Regions from separate parts of the Mus musculus genome. Here region 2 is linked to region 1. The links are chromatin loops, found by intact Hi-C in ENCODE. Cell type or tissue: gastrocnemius. All regions are shown on one strand.

Region 1 (2,500 bases):
TAATCCCAGCACTCGGGAGGCAGAGGCAGGCGGATTTCTGAGTTCAAGGCCAGCCTGGTCTACAAAGTGAGTTCCAGGACAGCCAGGGCTATACAGAGAAACCCTGACTCAAAAAACCAAAAAAAAAAAAAAAAAAAAAAAAGAAAGAAAGAAAAGAAAAAACAGGAGGGTCCTGAGGATCCTGATCCTTCTCTTTGCCTCCAACCCCAAGCTGTAAGGAACGATCGAAACAAGAAGAAAAAGGAGGTAAAAGAGGAGGGCTCGCCCGACAGCTATGAACTGAGTCCACAGTTAGAGGAACTCATCACCAAGGTCAGCAAAGCCCACCAGGAGACTTTTCCCTCACTCTGCCAGCTGGGCAAGTACACCACGGTGAGGAGTGGGCAGAGTCTGGGTGAGGGCCTCAGGAACGGGCAGTGGGGAGAGTGCCCAGGGAAGCCTTCACGGCTCACTTCACCCCTGCAGAACTCCAGTGCAGATCACCGGGTGCAGCTGGACCTGGGGCTGTGGGACAAGTTCAGCGAGCTGGCCACCAAATGCATCATCAAGATTGTGGAGTTTGCGAAGCGGCTGCCTGGTTTTACAGGGCTCAGCATTGCCGACCAGATCACGCTGCTCAAGGCTGCTTGTCTGGACATCCTAGTGAGTTAGGCAGATGAGTTCTGGACCACTCTGACCCTTTTCCACCACCACCCCCACCACACCCTTTAGCCCTCTCCTCCACCTAAGCTCTTTTTGTCTTAGCAGTTCCCTCCTGGTTTGCCTAGCCTCCCCTTTCCAATCTCAAGAGTCCCACCTCTCCGCCTTACTCCTCCAGTTCAGGCTTTCCTTACTGGGAACCAAACTCACTTAGGAATCCTTCCTCAGGAGCAGTACTAACCGTTTTCCTTACCCCCACCCTCCAGATGCTGCGGATCTGTACAAGGTATACCCCAGAGCAGGACACTATGACATTCTCGGATGGGCTGACCCTGAACCGAACCCAGATGCACAATGCTGGCTTTGGGCCCCTTACAGACCTCGTCTTTGCCTTTGCCGGGCAGCTGCTGCCCCTGGAGATGGATGACACCGAGACTGGGCTACTTAGTGCTATCTGCCTCATCTGTGGAGGTGCGGGGGCGCCCCCTGGTGTCTACATGGGCTCCCTCTCCCACCAGACTCTATCCAGACCCTATCCCCACTCTGACCAGGTGGCAGGTCGTCTTTTTCCCTGGGAATTGTTCCTACAGACTTCTCAGCTTATGTATAGTCTTTCTGGCTAACCAGGCTAAGGGAAAAAGAAGGAGGCAGAGTCCGGAGAACGCAGAAGCCCTGGATACAGTGCTGAGATAGGAATTTAATGGGAGTGATATTCTAGAGCAGCATCATTGCTGAGGAGTAAACACAGGGCCTTATGTCAGGGGAGCTAACCTGGAGGGCTAAGTGACAGGAGTAAAGAGTGGATGAGATAGCTTTGAGGCCCTCCAAGTAAGGTCTGTCAGGCGTCAGCCGCCTGTCACTGTGTCCTACCGTGCCTCATCCAATCTCCTTGTGTAGACCGAATGGACCTGGAAGAGCCCGAGAAGGTGGACAAGCTGCAGGAGCCCCTGCTGGAAGCCCTGAGGCTCTATGCCCGGCGACGGAGACCCAGCCAACCCTACATGTTCCCAAGGATGCTGATGAAAATCACCGACCTCCGGGGCATCAGCACTAAGGGTTAGTTCTGAGTCAACTCTCTCTCCCTCCCCAGATCTGCAGGTCTCCTGAGTCACACAGGTGGACAGGCACAGGCAGGGGGAGAGAGGAACCGAGAATCCAGCAACCTCCATGGAGTCCTGGTGTGTGTGTGTTTGTGTGTGTTGCTCGGAGAGGAACCTTGTACCATCCATAAACTAGGCAAATGCTATCTGACAACCTAGCTTCCTTTACTTTTTATCATTTATTTATTTATTATATGTAAGTACCCTGTAGCTGTCTTCAGACACACCAGAAGAAGGCATCAGATCTCATTACGGATGGTTGTGAGCCACCATGTGGTTGCTGGGAATTGAATTCAGGACCTCCGGAAGAGCAGTCAGTGCTCTTAACCACTGAGCCATCTCTCCAGCCCTTCCTTTACTTTTTTATGCCTTATTTTTTTTTCTGTCTGGAAACTAAGGCTAAACATTTTTGGTTTTTTTGAAACCGGGTTTCTCGGAGTACCCTTGGCTGTCCTGGAACTCACTCTGTAGACCAGGCTGGTCTCGAACTCAGAGATCCACTTGCCTCTGCCTCCCAAGTGCTGGGATTAAAGGTGTGTGCCACCACTGCCTGGTTAGATATGCTACCTCAGAAGCTTATTGTAAGGACTAAGTGACTACACTACCTTGTATACTTTGAGATGAGATTAAGAGCCATGCATGGTGGGTGGTCCATGCATGTCATTTCAGTATGAGGGAGGCTGAGGCCGGAGGTTTACTTTGAGTTCATGAGTTCAAGGATAGCTGGACATTTCCACCATCACAGTGTAACATCATGAATA
Region 2 (2,500 bases), 77 kb before region 1:
TGGGGAGCCAAAGGCTTAGATGCTCAGCAGCCAGGCACAGATATAGTTACACCTATAACTCCAGTGCTAAGGAGGCAGAAACAAGTACAGCCCCGGGGCTGCAGCCACTCCATCAGCGAGCAAAAGCAAGCGAGAAAGACACTCCATGTCCCCTTCTGGCCTCTACACACGTGTGCACACAAATGACACACATGCAGCACCCCCCAACAGAGAGAGAGAGAGAGCGAGAGCGAGCGAGCACGAGCAAGCGCTAGATGTGATGATACCTGTAATCCCACAAGCCACCCTGGACTACATGAGATTATATGTCAAAAAAAAAAAAAAAAAAAGTCCTTTAAAAGTGTGCCTCCTGAAAAAGGATAGAAAACTAAGAGAGCTGGCTCAGCCCTCTGGGTAATCTAAGCTCAGTAGTCCGCATACTCACCAATGGGTGCAGGAACTGAGAAGGGTGGGAGCCAAGGACTAGGGTCACTATTGGCCTCCGTGTCTGAGTACAAGACAGGTCTCTCTGCCTTGCTGGAGTCCCGTCTCAACACCTCACACTCTCCTACGGGTAGACCAGTGTCTGCAGCTGCCGCCTTCTCACCTGGGGAGACACCACTGCTTTTCATGCTTCCTCCCCAGAGGTAGCAAAGGGTTTTCCTTCTGGGCACTGGTACTGTTATTTCTTAAGTTTTGGTCCCAGGGACACCCGACAAACACTTCAGAACACGTGCCTTCTGCTTCTTGCCCTTGAAGTCCTACCTGAGGCCGAGTCTTCCCCATCAGAACCCCTGAGAATCTCGAAGCTTTTTTCCAGATGGTTGTCCACTGGCTCCTCTTCAGGGATACTTCTCATGATCTCGGGTCCCTGGCTGGCCCAGACACAGAGGGGTGCTTTGGGACTCTCTTCTTCACAATTTCTTGAAGCCACCTTCCTGGCCCTCCGAGTCCTCCCACTGACACTGGAATGTCCAGGGGTACTTTCTATAGCAACCACCGCATCTGTCTTTAAGCTACGTCCCTTCCTAGTTTGGCCCCGGGTACGGGAAGCAGTCCCTCGCCTCTTAGGCTCCTCTACAAGTTGTGTGTCAGCTGAGACAAGGTCTTCCAGGTCACTGTCATCACTGAAGATCACCTGTGACAGAAGGAAAGGGAGAAACAAAGGCCATGAGATGCTCAACAACAGGTTCAAACAGCAGGTGGCACTATGGAGGCACTCGCAGGCCTCTGATGAGGTCAGAACTGACTTCCCACAGCACTTGCCACTCAAAAGCCCATGGTCTCAGTTTGCAAGAGGAAGCAACAGAAGATGGAGAGGAAGGACAACAGAGGGACAGAAGGAAAGGGAGAAACAAAGGCCACAACTGAGAGGGACCAGGGTGTGGTGTGCTGCAGACAGACGACCCTCCTCTTGGCTGGGAGCTCATCGACAAGGCCTATGCTCTGTACAAAACCATCCTCATGCCACAATCCTTACCTTGAGGCGAGTCTGGGCCCGCCTGTGGACCCTGGGAGCCAAGGGAACCTGGAGCTTGCTCTTGGTGGGGTGGACTTCTTCAAATATGGTGAAAGGGACACGAGGGCCAGCTTGCCTAGCCCGACCTGGAGGCTTAGGGGTACAAGGTGGCCCTTCCTCTTCCAGACCTTTCTGAGAGCTGTTATGGAGGGGTGGGGGAACAGAGGCTATCCGCCGGCGGCCCCGTCCAGAGCATTTTTGTCTCCGAATTTTAGCAGGCTCTAAGACTGGCAGACTTTTTACTAATGGTGGGTGCCAGCCCCAGGAGCTTGCAAAGAGTTCGGAAGTACAGCAGCTGAAGTGGGCCAGCTTTGCAAGGGCCTGAACCAAGAGCAGGTGGGCTCTCCAGATCTCCAAGCTCTGTATCCGTGTTGCCACAAACTTCAGCCCCGACGCCAGGACCTTCCCCAGGCTCTTTTCAGATGTCTGATTCAGGAACTCCAATGCCAAGTGCGTGTACACTTGAGCCATGATCTCATCAAAGAGGCTGGGAACACAAGAGGGGGTTGTTCTGTGATTCAGAGAAGCTTGGAGACTCTGTGTGAAGCGCTTGGTGGCTGCAGGGCAACGCGTCAGCACAGCTTGCAGCAGATCCAGACCCTGAGCTTTGTGACCGGTGGCCAGCCTCACTCCGGCAGTGACCAGCACCCAGCGCAGACAGACTGCTGAGAGGGCAGGGCTGGCACACAGTAAGCAGTCACAGCTGGGCAAGTGAGACAGGAAGCCAGGGTTGGGTGGTGGCTTGGTTTTCAGGACTGGGGAGGAGTTTACAGAGGACTGGATGGGACCAGGTTCGTTGAGCACAGTGTCCACCAGCTCAAGGGCAGGACCTTTCAGGAAGGGCTCCTCCTCTGACAGGGGTGGGAAACATGGGCCTTGAGCCTTATGCTTCCCTTTCTGCGTGTGCACCTTCTTCACTGAGTCTGGATGCTGGGTCACAACACCAAACTCTAGGGAGAGGACAGATCACAAGTTACAACACTGAGAAATGGTCTCAAGAGC

Evidence for each region. Hi-C counts contacts between places; a loop is a spot of excess contacts. Peaks named below come from ENCODE experiments on the same cell type or tissue, not always from the same donor. Only the 100,000 strongest peaks of a DNase experiment are listed, where the experiment ranks them.
Region 2: it touches region 1 in a loop (6-fold over the local background); 19 of 42 quality-filtered maps call a loop at or near these places.

What each region holds. Positions count from the first base shown.
Region 1 is chr15:102,238,000-102,240,499 of GRCm38, reverse strand. Rarg (retinoic acid receptor, gamma) reads left to right here. Exons shown (of 10, transcript NM_011244.4): 6 at 212-372; 7 at 466-642; 8 at 906-1,110; 9 at 1,537-1,695. Among named protein-coding and RNA genes, the nearest start is that of Itgb7, 7.3 kb to the right of the region's middle. In gastrocnemius, a CTCF peak has its summit at 1,124 (motif pointing left); a DNase peak (open chromatin) is centred at 1,117; H3K4me3 peaks cover 175 bases; H3K27ac peaks cover 1,057 bases.
Region 2 is chr15:102,315,136-102,317,635 of GRCm38, reverse strand. Espl1 (extra spindle pole bodies 1, separase) reads right to left here. Exons shown (of 31, transcript NM_001014976.2): 18 at 1,460-2,448; 19 at 745-1,117; 20 at 425-586. Among named protein-coding and RNA genes, the nearest start is that of Pfdn5, 9.7 kb to the left of the region's middle. In gastrocnemius, a CTCF peak has its summit at 1,169 (motif pointing right); a DNase peak (open chromatin) is centred at 1,194; H3K4me3 peaks cover 880 bases; H3K27ac peaks cover 1,195 bases.